2 separate regions of the Homo sapiens genome follow, and region 1 is linked to region 2. The links are chromatin loops, found by intact Hi-C in ENCODE. Cell type or tissue: Calu3. All regions are shown on one strand.

Region 1 (8,000 bases), 580 kb after region 2:
CTTGAGTTACCATTTGTAATCAGACTAGGGTCCTGGGAAAGTTTTTTGCACATCATTTAGTACATATGAATGTGAGCTGTGTTTACTTTACAAATAGGTTATATTTCAAAACGTGATTCTGGGCTGGGCGTAGTGGCTCACACCTGTAATCCTAGCATGTTGGGAGTCCAAGGCTGGCAGATCGCTTGAGGCTAGGTGTTCGAGACCAGTCTGGGTAAAATGGCAAAACCCCATCTCTACTAAAAATATAAAAATTAGCCAGGCATGCACCTGTGGTTCCAGATACTTGGGAGGCTGAAGCATGAAAATCTCTTGAACCTGGGAGGTGGAGGTGGAGGTGGCAGTGATCCGAGATCACACCACTGCACTCCAGCCTGGGTAACAGAGCGAGAACCTGTCTCAAACAAACAAACAAACAAACAAACAAAAAACAGACTTGACTCTGTAAGTTCTTTGAGATGTATTCTTAAAAATATTTCCTTTATGAAATAATGTTATTAATAGCATAGAATTCCATCTTGGGATGCTAGGAATGTATTCTCCTTTTGGAGAATACATGTTGTTTCCCTGGAGGATAATTCATTTCGTGACTCACATTTTGGGCCTTCTTTTCCTGAGGCCCTATAGGTGAAGAGCTGTCTCCTGCATTTCTGGGTCTTGGCCTGTGCATTTGGCTTTGGGTGCTGATGACTAGTATGGCCCTTGATACAAAGCTAGCAGGGTGTCTGGCATGAATGCTGGTGTGGGGTGGGGTCATGGGAGCAACCTTCCTGAGGTACAGATTATTTTAAATTTGGTCACCATTTGTGTACAACTTTTATTCCCTGTTACTTGCTTGAACTTTAGATTGCAAATAAAAGAACACATCACTTTTTATTTAATACTATTTTTTGTTTATTTTAAAAATTTGTTTTAATAGAGATGTGGTCTTACTGTGTTGCCCAGGCTGATCATGAACTTGTTTATTTTTAGAGATGGGGTCTTGCTGTGTTGCTCGGGTAGGACTTGAACTCCTGGGCTCAAGCAATCCTCATGCCTCAGCCTCCCCAGTAGCTGGGCTACAGGCATGCAGCACTGTGCTTGGGCTTACATATGTTTTTGATGTAGATCAATTTGCTAGAGATTTGAATAGTTTAACTTCATATTGCCTATGAGGATGATCTGTAGCCATGAGGATTCGAAGGTGCATTATTTTCTATACAGCAATGATTCATGTTGTTTTAATAGTTTATGAATATCCTCTTCAGGTATTCGTTATCTTAATATTGCAAAGTAACAGACTTGAACTTTTTTAGAGATGAAATTTAAGCTTTTATTTATGAGACTATTCTGATTTGTAGAATTTTATGCCAACATTTACCAAAAGAAAAAGATGATCTCGATCTTCAGTTTGCTGCTATATATCCAGTTCCCGTAAAATATTTTATTTTTAAAGACTAGTACAGAAGATATTGAAAAATATTTTGATTTCTTTTGTTTCTAAAGATCAAGTGAAATAAATGTGATTAAATGTTACTAAGTTACTGAACATACAGTAAATTGTGTTCAGAGTTTGCTTGAAATAATAAACAAATGTAATCAGGCATTTTAACTGGAGTAAAAGACAGCTGTCAATATTCTTGAAACTTTATAAAAGACATTTATCCCTAGGTTATGGTATTCATGTTATAAATTAGCCATGAAGGATTTCATAGTATAAAAGAAAAATAATAAAACCATTGTCTCCCCTTATACTTTGGAAGTGCTACCGCACTTTTCTCTTGAACAAACAATAGGAGACTGTAGTACACATTTGAATGATTGACGTTTGTTTCTCGGGAACAGCCTATTACTGATTGTGGGAAAAGGAGGTTGCCCATACTTACCTATTTTCATTCAGTTCCACTTGCTAAATGAGCACCATTATGTAACTGTTGTTATCAGACAATAGCCCTTTTTCTAGATTTTGGGTAAAGTTTGCTGGGACTGTACCTATCATTAGAAAGAGGAAATCTCTTTCTAAGGTACTGTAATACCAGTATTAGTTTAATTTTATACTAAGTCTTTTAACTTCCTGTAACTCTTTTGAGTAGTAAGGATAAACTCTCCTACCTTTGGTCTTTCATTAGTGTATTCTGAGTCTACATCAAGATCTGTAAAATGCAAATGATAAGATGCACATCAGAGTTGTAGGTATATAAATAACATTGAAAAAACCATACAGGCAAATATATCCAAATGAATCAGAACCTGTAATTCCTAATTTATATGCAGAATTCTAGTATTTAATAGGAAATCAACAAAATAGCACCTCACTCTTCTGGTGTCCCCCACTGCACGTGCCTTCCTTCTCCTATTCCAGGAAATTTTCAGGGTCAAACATATTAAGACTCTCATAAAAGGTTCACAATAAGGACTCCAAGATTCTGAGTCAGGTGAAAATCTTACATTGGGCTCACTGTGCTCTGTACATTTTGGAATGATTTTAACACATTGTAAGAGTAAGGGGGCTTATGAATAATATTTAAATAGTACTATGGAATTTTGTAACCCAGATCATCCCATCTTTATTATGATGGCATTTTATGTTAATACATAATGTGTCATACATTATGTTTGTTTTAAAAAAAACCCTAAGTTGAAATACTTTTCCCTATTTCAGGAATTGAATTCGAAATTTCTTCAAAATCGCTTGATGTCCCCTGACTCTTGGGAACTCCAGTTTTTTTCCCTGATGGTTGTATAGCATATGATAATATTAGTTATTTTCATTATGGTTCATATTTTCTATTATTTATAAGATAAGATTGGCATCTGGGCACTGTGGCTCACGCCTGTAATCCCAGCACCTTGAGAGGCCAAGGCGGGTGGATCAACTGAGGTCAGGAGTTCGAGACCAGACTGACCAACATGGTGAAACCCCGTCTGTATTAAAAATACACAATTAACCATGCTTGGTAGTACATGCCTGTAATCCCAGCTACTTGTGGGGCTGAGGCAGGAGAATCACTTGAAACTGGGAGGTGGAGATTGCAGTAAGCCGTGATCACGTCATTGCACTCCAGCCTGGGCAACAAGAGTGAAACTCTGTCTCAAAAAAAAAAAAAGATAAGATAAGATTGGCTTATCTACTTTATAGTAAATTGAATTCCTCATAATGTCTTCTTTGCTTTTATGATTTATATTTTGGAAATAAAAGTAAGCCCTTTTAGACTTAATTTTAGACCTCAACAGATTTTCTTACCCTACAAATGTACAGTAGAAAGTTTTCTTCCACCCTAACAAATCTATTTCCTACATTTAATTCCTTACACTTATTAGAAAAAGTCATCAACTGACCTGTGTACTTTAAAGTAACCCTTTGCAACTGTGTCATAAGCAAATTTCTAATGATCTTTCCATTTAGTGTGGCTATAATTGTTTAAGTTAAAAATAGTTTTCTCTGCTTAGAAGATAAACAGTGAAGTTAGATGTGTACTTTAGAATTATATGCCCTTTATCTCTGTATTAGTCCGTTTTCACACTGTTATAAAGAACTACCTGAGGCCAGGTGCGGTGGCTCATGCCTGTAATCCCAGCACTTTGGGAGGCGGAGGCAAGTGGATCACCTGAGGTCAGGAGTTCGAGACCAGCCTAGCTAACATGGTAAAACCCCATCTCTACTAAAAATACAAAAATTAGCTGGGCGTGGTGGTGGGAACCTGTAATCCCACCTTCTCAGGAAGCTGAGGTGGGAGAATCACGTGAACCCAGGAGGTGGAGATTGCAGTGAGCCGAAATCACGCCATTGCACTCCAGCCTGGAGTGAAACTCCATCTCAAAAAAAAAAAAAAAAAGAAAAAACTACCTGAGACTGGATAATTGACTGAGTCCATTAAGCAGACTTAATCTACTCACAGTTCTGCATGACTGGAGAGGCCTCAGGAAACTTACAATCATGGCAGAAGGCAAAGGGGAAGCAAGGCACGTCTTACATGGCAGCAGGAGAGAGAGAGAGCAAGAGCGAGGGGGGAGCTGCCCAACACTTTTAAACCATCAGCTCTCATGAGAACTCACCATCAGAACAGCATAGGGTACACCACCCCCATGATCCATACACCTCCCACCGGGTCCCACCCTCAACCTATGAGGATTACAATTAGAGATGAGATTTGGGTGGGGCACAGAGCCAAACCATATCACTCTCAAATTTATCTGTGCCATTATTTTTCTTGAAAATACATGCCATTGTGAGGTAAATTTGCTGACTAAACCTATATACACCTGTCTTTCTAAGACTTCAATAAATTATTTGCCATTTTTCTTTTTGAACACCATTTGTTCTTAACGGGAGATCCCGTAAAACACTTACTATGTTTGGAAAGTTTTTGCTGCTTCTGGCTACTTGTTATTTTTACAAAGATATTATTTCTCTCCCTTTCTTTTCTCACCTGTATTACCTTTTTTTTTTTTTTCTCATGAGCTGCCTTTTATTACCTGTCAAGCCCACTGCTTTCTCTTTTGCTGAGTGTACGTGGCCAGGGCTGGGTTCCAGTGCTCCTAGTGTGAAGCTGGCTTCTACAGACCTCAAAGTTTATCTGCCCTTGACATTGTTATCCACATCTTTCCCCCAACTCCACCCCAGCTGCACCAGCTGCCTTATCTCTTGCTCCACAGCGTGACCCCCCTGTGCACACTGCAGGATCACCGTGATTCTGTTGCCTGGTTTCTGATAGCCCTTCCAACTTGGAGCTTTGCCTTAGTCATGCTCTGTGCCCACTGGCTCTAGCTAGTTCCTAGCCTTGACCTGGTGTGTACCTTCTCTGCTTCTGGTTGTCTTTCTGCTTCCTGACTACCTTGCTGTCTCAGCCCTGTGTTCCTTCTCGTGTCTGTGTTGGCTCTTCTAAGTTCCCTCCTGTCCTTGTGATACACTGTGCTGGGAAGACAGCCAGCACCCCTGGGGCTGACTCCCTTGTTTTTTGTAGCTCTTTGAAAATTATATTTCAGTTTGGGTAAGTTTTACTAAATTAAGAAAAAAAACCCAACATGCCATCTGATCCCTTAACATTATTTTACTATATATAAAAAAATTTAGCGACCATAATCTTTAAAGCTTGGTAATTGTTGCTTAGGTATATACATGTGTGTATACATGTGTGTTTTGTCACTTATGTTTCAAAATATTAATCTCTTTCTCACAAAGAGTAAATATTCTGTATACATTGTTTCAAGCACAAGAAAGGGAATATTGCCATAGATTTCAAAATCTTCATCATAAACAGGCATTGGTGGTACAGTTTTAATAGACGAAGATATAATGTCCTTGATATAATGTCCTTGAAATCTAGTCGAAACATTTAGCAATCCTAATTTCATGTTCCAGTGGCATTGAAATCAAACATAGGAGATTTCATCCATCTGACTTTAGGTATTTCCATTTAATAAAATGGAGGGAGAAAGGCCAGGCTCACTCATATCTTTGTGGTGGGTGGTCAGGTGGTATTGATGACTATCCTTCTTTTTCTCATCTGGCCCCGGTACATGGCACGAAGACATTTGAAGCAAGACTGATCAAAGGTACTTCACTATTTCTTGCCTTCTTGCAGTTAAAACGAAAGAAACAGCCTACTTCAACTTCTTTATCTTTTTCTATCACTATTTATAGGTATACTGAAGTCTTTTTCTTTTTTTTGCAAATGCCAGTGGAACTACTTACTTCTGACCCCTAAACAATATCATGTTTGCTTTGATATGTATCCCATTTGCCTTGTTTTCAAAACCTTTTTCATCTTTTCTCAGACCTGCGCCAAAGACAAAAGCCTAACTTTTATTTTAAAAACTTCTGAAAAAAACATCCGTAATTGCTTTTAAGAGTGTTAGGCAAAAGATGAAAGTTATTTTGGTATACTTAACAGTTATCGTTTTTAAGTACAAATTTTTGTAACCTTGGAAAATACTTAAATTGAGCAGTAAAGCCAGTAGTAAAAATATGGATGTCTTTTTATTTGAAGGACTATCACATGTCACTGAAGGCAAGAAAAGACTAGAATATAGACTTAAATAAATTCCAAGGGTCCTTTCACACACTTATACACACACACCACAGGCTTAAATAATAAAGGTATCTAATTCAATCCTCACTCAGTACTCCTGAGAGCACTTTCTTGAATCTACATGATTTTTATCTCATTTGTAAGAAACAGATGTTACATTGAGTTAACTGAATTTGGAACTTTCATTTTGATTTTTCTTGCTTTCAAGAAAAGCTATTTTAAACAGGCTTGATACATTTTTGTAAGAGTGAGGAGGTAATGCGGAATTGTCATAGAAGTTAATGTATATATTAATATTCCTTTACTTTCCAGGAGGGATTTGTCTGCAAACCGCCACCACCCCTTGCTATTCCCTCATACTAGAATATGAGTTCTAATTATCAGGATTTTTGTGTGTTTGGTTAGTTGATACATATCAAGAGACCTAGAACAGTGCCTGGTATACATTAGTTGCTTAGTAGTTGTGTTGAATAAATAAATAGAGGGAGAAGATAACTGTTTCAATACCTGCTTATTGCTCATAATATATAATCTACAGGTTTAGGTGGATATTTGGAAGTAACTATCCTTATTCTTTAATACCAGGACAGCAACAGAAATCAGGTGAAGAGGGAGGTACTAGTTAGCTAATGAATGAGCTAGAAAGAAGCCAGGCCCTGATTAGTTCTTTCTTCTTCCACTCCAACCACTGGCAAATATCTAAATAGTCCTTTTAATTTAAATTAAATGTTTAAATAATTTTAATATCTGTTCTAATAAGGGCCAAGTATACCCACGGCTCTAATAGTGATAGTTTTTTTCTCAAAGCCAAAATATATATGAGAGGAGGATGCGGGCAGGTGGAAAGGGGACAGAGATGGAAAGAGGTAGAGTATTTGGTAGTTTTTGCTTTTTTTAAAAAAATTTTCCTTAAAAATAGAGTAGCGTGCAAGACATCTAGAAAAGATGGTGGCTAAGGAAATAAATATTATATTTTTATGTACTTTCGTGTGGCCACATGGAGCAGCACTAGTTCAGTGTGTGCCGAAAATCTTAGTGGCCAAAAAAACAGCCTTTCTGAAACCTTAGGCTTCAAGTATTTGTGGAGGGAGGAAGTCAAAGAAACAACCCCAAACTTCAAACCCTGAGAAAAACAAAGACCCAAAGAAAGTACTCAGGATTCCTTCATTGTTCTGGTCATGCCAAGTCAGGAAATGAGCATTCAGTTTGGTTTATTAAAATCATTTTTAAAGGAGCATTTTCCCTTGAAAAGTGGAAACAGTGAAATGGATCAGAAAAAAAAGCAAAGCATATGAAAATAATAACAACAATAAGAATTTTAAAAATAACAGCTCAAATTCGTGGAGAATGTGATCATGGAAGAGAACTCTACTGTCTGGGAGTGGAAGAAGCAGTTTCCAACTTCACCTCCATACTTTAATGTTTGCGCTTGAAGACCTATGACCACCATACTTAGTAGAGCACTATTGCCCACATAATAGTAAAGAATAATTTTTATCTAATTGGAAATGCTATCCTATAGCAGAATCTGGTTTTATCATTAAAGCCAGAGGTCAGAAATGTGTTAAAATGAACCATAAGGAATTCCTGATTTTGCAATCAGGATTTGAAAACAGGTAGGAAACAACTATTTCCTGTGGCAGCTCAGTTAAAAGTGAGCATAGGAAACCGTTTTTGGAATAGTACAGCAATGATTCATCAGTCCTGAAGTATATTGGGGCTAGACTAGAAAAGGTGGCTCTGAATTTCTTTGCAGAGTCAGTCATCCAAATCTACTGACTAGTGCCCTATTGTTGCTCTTATTTAAAGCCTCTACTGTTTTCTGCTGGGGGAATTCTTAATGAAAAAATACCAAAAGACTTCACTGATGATTTATTTGAACACATTCTTTGATGTCATCTTAACATACCATTTTAAATATTTTGAGGAGTGGTAATTCCACTCAAAGTCAGATAGTAGGTTTGAAATAAATATGGCATGGTGTCATGT
Region 2 (8,000 bases):
TCTGAAATGAATTTCTCTGTATCCTAATCTTAATCAAATGAGTAAATATATTAAGCATAATGAGATCCAAGTTTCTCACTGTTGTAGAAGAAAGTTACAAATATGGAAAAGGGAGGATTAGAATGTACAATGTGCTTTCAGATTAAAATTGGAGGTATCAGTATGAACTCATAGTTTTTAATAGATGGATGATAAATGGAGACTCTCTATATATATAGTTTCCCAGATCTGTCTACTTGAGAGGACCTAAAAGCAATAACAGCAGTAGCAATGAGAACATATGGCCTCTCCCAGGTAGTTCAGAGGTCCTTGTATGACTTCAGGCCAGTGCAGTGCTTCAACCAAAGCAAGTCAAATATGTGTACTTAGAAGTCAAATGCATGCCTGTAATTCCAGAACACTGGGAGGCTGAGGCAGGTGAATCACTTGTGCTCAGGAGTTCAAGACCAGCTGGGCAACATGGCAAAACCCTGTCTCTATAAAAAATATAAAAATTAACCAGGCACGGTGGTGCATGCCTGTAGTCCAAGCTACTTGGGGGCTGAGGCAGGAGGATTGCTTGAGCCCAGGAGGTCAAGGCTGACCTCCTATCCCATGATGGCAAGAAACTTAGCTTTTGAGGTTTTTCTGGGGTCACTTTGGCCAAAAAGGGTTCCTTCAGTTGGTTAAGGGGCTTAGGATTTTATTTTTATTTCTCAGTATGAAGGGTTAATTGTATTTTGGGCAGAATATATCCAAAGGACACCAGATCCTAATCCTAATTTCTGCTTCCATTTATACCCTACTATCAAAAACAAGCCAACTAACCTACAAAGTCATACTTTTTAAAACAAACCTATTAGATAGCTGAGGATTAATGAAACCAAAATGAACTAAAATCTAGGAAGTGACAAGCCCTTCCTGGGAACTGCCATACAGCTCCTATCATCTTTTGTAGGGTAGTGCAAGTAGGAAGTTACCATTAATAGATTTAAGGAGAAACTATCTAAACTTTGTAAGAATTTTATGACTAAATGACAGCTGGTGTGATGTTTAGGATCCTAAGCTCGATGCACAGTGAGAATCTGCACCTACTCATCACACCTTTCCCATGGGCCTTCACTAAGTGCTAATGCAAAAGATGATGAGCAGAGCAAGAGAGGTGAGATAGAATGATGAAAAGAGGGCAGAAGAACTAAAGGAAACTCTATGAAGTGCCACAGGCCTTCATTAAGTACTTGTCAGAGGGTTCTCACAGCTGGAGGAAGGGCAAGAGACCTAAAAGATCTCTTTGGGGAGCAAGTTCCCAAAATCTCAAGGTCTTTTTAGCTCTTCTGCATTGCCACCACTCAGAAACATACCATCCTAAGCCCCTTATGGACACTCTTAGCATTCACTAAAATTCACTGCCCAATACTCCATGGATAAGGAGAACATAGCAGAGCAGAAAGAGGTCCCTTGAACCACAGAAAGCCAGGAGGCAGAACTGTATAACAAAGCAAACTCTTTAACAACATAAAAATCTAGAAGCCAGTTTAGAAAGCAGAATGAGATTCTCCTTGGTTCAGGAAGCCAAAGATTGTTTGTACAAAAAGGTCTTGCCCTGTTGGAGGTAAAGTACTGACTCATTCTTGAATCATTAACCTATTGGTGAACTAAACCTAATTAAAATGACAGTAAACTTCACACATAGCTCAACTATAGTTTATACAGATGGCTGACAGAAAAAAAGGTATCCTGGGCAAAAATATTACTTACTTCAGTCTCTACTGTATTTTGACAAACAATGTCCTGTACACATTCAAAAATTACAAAACACATGAAGAAAAATAGCATATTTTGAAAGAAAATAAAAACAGACTGAGAGATGGCCCAAAAGTTAATATTATATAAATTTGATAAATATGTTAAAAGATCTAGTGGAAAAGGTACATAATATACAACGGGTAATTTGGCCACAGAAATAGAAACTATTTAAAAGAGCCAAATGAAATTGCTAGAAATAAAATATATGATGTCTAAGATGAAGAATTCATTCAATCAGCTTTTCAAGAGACTGGAAACGACAGTGAAAAGAATCAATAAACTTGACAACAGGTCAACGGATCATCCACATTTTAGCACAATAAAGTGAAAAGTAGAATAGCAATATCAAACAGTCTAAAGTATATGTAATTAGAATCTTATATTATGAATTGAAATTGTATTAATTGTAAAGGGAAAGATATACATAACTTAACCAAGTGATCAGAGTTAACAGTTCATCAGTATTGGAATGAACCAATAGCATGTGCCACCTGATATGACACACTAAGTATACTATATAACTTCAGTGGTGCAACTGTCCTAAAAATGCATAATCTGAATCTTACCATAAGGAAATATCGGACAAGACATAATTGAAGGACATTCTATACAACAGATGACTTGTACTCTTCAAACATTTTGTCAAGAAAGTCAAAGGAAGACAGGCATTATTCCATGTTTAAAGAGACCAAAGAGACAACTAACTGCAGTCTGTGAATCTGAATTGAATCCTGGACAAGAGAAACTATCAATTAAAACATTATTTGCATAATTAATTAAAATCAAATGTGGACTGTATATTATAGTATATATCAATGCTAAATGTTCTTGTTTTGATAATTGGACTATGGTTATGTAGGAGATGTCTGTGTTCTTAGGAGATATACAGTAAACTAACAATAAATGGTCACGATGCATCAAACTTACTCTCAAATGATTCTCTACAAATATATATAAGATATATGAATATGTATGCAGATATACATGCAGAGAGGGAGTAAGCAAATGGGGCAAGATGTAAATAATTGGTGAATCTGGAAAAAAGTATTATTGGAATTCCTTATGCAATTCATGCAGCTTTTTCATAAGTTTGAAATTATATCACCATACAAAGTTATCCCCAAAGAGCATCCTTGAAAATAAATGATGCTGCCAGAGAACACTATGCTGCTTGATAAATGCTTATAGGGCAGATAGGGAAATGCTGTGGTCAGGCAAGCAACCTAGGATTTCACTGGTGATCAAAGATATGTGTCAGTTCTGTACAGATTCTGAAATGACATTAGCTCAGAATCTAGGGACTTTAAAACAGGAAGAAACCGTGGCACTGCCCTAGCCCACGGTCCTCCTTTTACAGATAAGGAAATGAGATTCAGGTGTGAAGTCCAAGCTTCTTTGAGGAAGGTCCAAGTCTTTTGATTCTCAGTCTTCACCCCTTATGCCTTCGTTCTTCACTCATTCATCATGCTGCCTTCTCAAGAACATTATGGTGTCCCTAGCAGCCTTGCCACAGTCTCCTTCTCTTCCTCCTTCTCTTTAAGCCACCCTGAAACTCTGGCCCATAATATGGGTAACCAGCACAACTTGTGAAAGCTGAGGTGTGTATCTGCTTAATGTTATGGCATTTCTTACAGGGTGGGTATTGAGTTCCAAGGAACACGAGGGCTTTGCTGGCTCCTGGGGGCAGCATAACTCTTTACTACCATTTCCCCTCCCAGGCTACCACTTCCAAGTGGAGATTCATCTTAATTACTGTCCCTCCTATTTTTATTGACTGGTTGTTGAGAGGTATTGAACGCTCAATGTGTACTTATCACTCCCCTATCACACTGATAATATGACTTATTACTCACAATTTCGTTATTTCCTGATTAAGCACTCTTGAACTAAATAAGGGTGTGGTGTGTTTATGAGGAGGAGTAGAGGAATAGGAAAAGTTAGCACTTCCTTTCTCAAGAGTATGGGCACTCAGTAATATGTGGCATGTAACTTTCCTGTGGCATGAATTAATAAGGAGAAATATTGGATTCCAACTTCATGATGAGTTATTGCTAGCCTGATTACCCTCCATGCCACAGGGCAAGCCCTAAAGCCTCACGACCATATCACAATGAGATTCAACAAATTCCTCCTTCCCTGGAAACATATTTTATAGCAATCATCCCACTGGAGGCCTGATAATCTCTTCTTCCTATAGGAAGTTCAGTTTGGCCATAACTATAATCATTATTGTGACCATTAATCCTAGTAGCAGCAGTGTTTTGTTAGTGAATTGTTTATAATAGATGTTAATATTTATTTTCTAAAGAATGATGCATCAATAGCAATATCTTTTTGGTTCCCCAGAAACAAGGGGCCTGGGAGTAAAGGAGACTTTCTCTGTTAAAAATCATTTTACACCACGAGCCCTACTCCACTCCACCATCCCTATACCATAAGTAATTGTTTATTATTATTATTTTTTTGCTTCTTTTCAATATTATCTCCACCTTCCTCTACCATTTAGATTCTACTGAAAGCTCTCTAGTGTAGGCCCCACTGTCACTTGAACTTGGAATGAAAAGAATTGCGTGGATGGAATTAAATGACCTGCTATTCAGGCTGGCCACAGTAACTCATGCCAATGATCCCAGCACTTTGGGAGGCTGAAGTGGGAGGATCATTTGAAGCCAGGAGTTCGAGATCAGCTTGGGAAACAAAATGAGACCTTGTCTCTACAAACAAAAATTATAATAATAAAAAATAGCTGGGCATGGTGGTGCATGCCTGTATTCCCAGCTACTCAGGAGATTGAGGTGCAAGGATCACTTGAGCCCAGGAGTTCAAGGCTGCAGTGAGCTGAGATCACACCACTGCGTCCCAGCCTGGGCAACAGATTAAGATCTCATCTCTAAAATAAATTAATTAATTAAATAAATGACCTGATATTCAAAGAAAATGTATGAAGGAAGCAGTGAACAAAAAATAAATGGGTATATAGAGATACGAAATCAGAGATTTCCAGCCACCATCGGCATGAGCTGGAGCTGGCCACTGGGGTGTGACAATCTTCATAACTCAAGGCATTCCTGGGCTCTTCTACCTCTTTATATCCTGTAATTTTTTCAGTTATTTCACTACTATATTTCACATAGCAATGCTCAATAATATTTGTTAAGTCAATGACCTCTAGCACTTATGTATAGAAGTGATATCACTGAGCTTTTACTGGAACTATTAGGGGAAACCACTTTGTGTTTTTAAAATTCTATTCAGTACACTCCCCTCCCCCATTGCCAATCTCCCTCCTTTTCCAACACACACACATACACACACACACACACACACACACACGGTGATATAGAAAGATCAAGGACTTTGGTATTCACAAACTTGATTTCAAATCCAGTTCTGCCCTTATTACATTTGTGACCTTGGGGAAGTTACTTAATCTCTGTAAGGTCCAGTTCCTTGTCTATAAACAAGATTAGGTGAGATAATGTGAAATTCACTTGCAAATGGTTTAGTGACAAACATAAGTATTATTCCACCTCTCCTTCTAGTATTTTCTTTTTTAATAAGTCACAATATAATACTTTGTATATATTCAATTACTCCCTCAAAGTGTTAGTTTGTTTTTATGTGTCCCACAAAGTAAGTTACAACACTTTCCAGTAGCTAGCCACACCTTAAGCACATGACCACATGGATATAGTTTCCATGAAGTAAGATTGTGCCACTCTCCTCAAATAACCTTTCCTTAATATTTAACCAGGGCTGTCTACACTGAGAGAAGCTCTGCACACACAGGAAAAGTATACTCTGCCCAGAGATTTTCAGTCACACACTCATCTTCCTTAGATTACTTGGTATATATCCCAGCAACACAGGAACAAATTAACTCCTGTGGCGAAATAGCTTGCATTTAGTATGCTGGAGCCAGCATCCACCCTTACCTAAGAGCTGTCCTCACAAAGCCACTTTGGAAGTCAATTCCTATTCCAGAGAATTGTAAAGAGACGGTGAGAAAAGGCAAGTTGCCAGAATCATCCTGTCCCACCATGCCTCCGTCCCTCAGAATAGTGAAGGACAAAGTGCTTGGAGCCAGACTGACTGAGTTTGATGCTAATTCTGCTGTTTCCTTTCTATGTAACTTTAGGGGAGGTTATTTAGTCTCTCAGTGCCTTAGTTTTCTGATCTTCAAAACAGTGCTAACTACAGAACCCATCTTAAGATTTATAGAGAGGATTAAATGGCCTGACATATTTAAAGCCCAGAGTCCACACCTGGCACACTGGTAACTGGTGAATATTCACTATTATTGTCACCATGAAGTATAGCAGATTTGGTGGAAGTCCTAGGAAAGACCAGATTCTACCTGAAGCCACTTAAAGTCCTAGCTCACCAGTGAGTCACAGGACAGGCTAGTCATTTCTTACTCAAGAAAAGTAGGTGCTAAGAAAACTGTTAGTACCTGTGTCCTCACCAGAAAGCATTGCTGTGCCTGCCTAATCTCCTCATTTGTACCCAATATGTACCTGGAGCTCAGGGACCAGCTGCTGTGTCATGAGTATTAGCTATCACGGGTATTAGCGGAAACAAATACCCATGCAAGTCCACTCCCAGAAAGAACAGAGAAATACAAGTACCATAGGTGAAAACAGGGGACCCTGGGGCTGGTCCCCTTTTTTTCTTCCTTGTAAGTTGTGTATTTATATTTGGAATAGAGATTTGCAGTGGGAAGGCCGTGTGAAGCAGTGGAAGTCAGTGTTCAGTGGCTGATGAGTGGCTCTTGACCACCATAATTTTCTTCCTGACACATTTGACAGAGCATTACTGTCTCCTTTCTTAGCATCATGACACTATCTGGGCAGACACTTGCACAAGCCTGTGAAGACTGGATTGCAACTGCCCCTTCACACCTGTAAGAGTTGCTTCTCCATGACCATTCACAGAGCAACCAGAGGCAACGCCTTGGAAGTACTTCTTTAGAAAGGCATTTGAAGGATAGGTCAAGTTTCTTTTTAAAGTTGGTTTTGGATTTTCAATGCCCCTCCATCACCAAAAGAAAAATGTTCTTTCTTCTAGAGGTGAGTGATAACATATTAATCTTTGAATTTCTTTTCTGAAGAGATAGATAGATAGTAGATAGGTAGATGGATAGATGATACAGATACACAAAAAATATATTTTACATATTAGTAAACTATGTAGATATCTATATATATTATGTATATATTAATGTTGGTTATACTTTTGTATGCATATATTTCAGAGTGGGAAGACTACACAGTTATGTAGGGTTTAGTTGATCCTTGGTCTGTGAGGCCTGTCTTAGTGTTCTACAGTGAGGTGTTTCATAGAGAGGAACTGGTCTTAATGAAAAAGAACATGAAAACAAAGAAAACAAAACACAAGCAGGCAGTGAAAAGCCAAGAGAAAAGGATGGAGTGCACATTTCAGACAAGCAATATAGAGTGTTAACTGCAAAATTAAGGTCACAGTCATCGTACTACAGGGCTTTGATGGCTGTTCATTTATCATTGTCCATTTCGGAAATGGAATAAAGAACAAAATAAAGGCCAATGACTTGGGGTTGCTGGAAGTAAAATTGCCTAGAACATTTTTTAATAAAAGAAATAGACTGCATTAGCAGAAAAATGTAAAGAGGAAAAGCTAAATTAGTATCAGTAAATAACCACAGTATATAAGCTTCAGCCAATGTGGTTAATTACGGAAAATTAGAGGTAAAAAGCTCAAAGAAAAACAGACAAACATGTTCAAGAGAAAATGCCATCCTTTGTTATTAGAAAAAGGGGTTGGGCATGGGAACTGAAAATCCAGAAAGTTCACTTGTCTATTTTTGTTGTTTGAATCCATGGTAAAATAACCCCTTAGTTTAAATGTATCAAACAATACATATAATAAGTAAGAGGCTTTAGGTTCTGAAGAAAAAATGAATAGATAACAAAAACTAGACAATTAAAGCAGACGTGGGGAAAGGAAGTGACTCTATCCTTCTTTGAAGGCAGCTTCTTTTATTCCATTCAGTTAGTAGTGTTGGAGGGAAACACTGTAAGAACGTTAATGAAGCAATAAAACTCACTTTGAAATCTTCTGCATATGCTTTGTTCTTCTCCCAGAGCTGCTCACAACTACATCCATAGAAAAAAACAGAAACAGCGCCCATAACTGACTTGTGATTGCTTATTAAACATTTACCTTAACGACTACAT

Evidence for each region. Hi-C counts contacts between places; a loop is a spot of excess contacts. Peaks named below come from ENCODE experiments on the same cell type or tissue, not always from the same donor. Only the 100,000 strongest peaks of a DNase experiment are listed, where the experiment ranks them.
Region 1: a loop joins it to region 2, with 2.7 times the contacts of the local background. A loop is called at or near these places in 2 of 110 quality-filtered maps.

The regions. Positions count from the first base shown.
Region 1 is chr4:148,270,521-148,278,520 of GRCh38, reverse strand. All of the region lies in intron 2 of NR3C2 (nuclear receptor subfamily 3 group C member 2), which reads left to right. Among named protein-coding and RNA genes, the nearest start is that of NR3C2, 170 kb to the left of the region's middle. In Calu3, no CTCF peak of the experiment used is centred here; no DNase peak of the experiment used is centred here.
Region 2 is chr4:148,847,969-148,855,968 of GRCh38, reverse strand. All of the region lies in intron 2 of LOC107986195 (a long non-coding RNA gene), which reads right to left. Among named protein-coding and RNA genes, the nearest start is that of LINC02430, 300 kb to the left of the region's middle. In Calu3, no CTCF peak of the experiment used is centred here; a DNase peak (open chromatin) is centred at 3,458.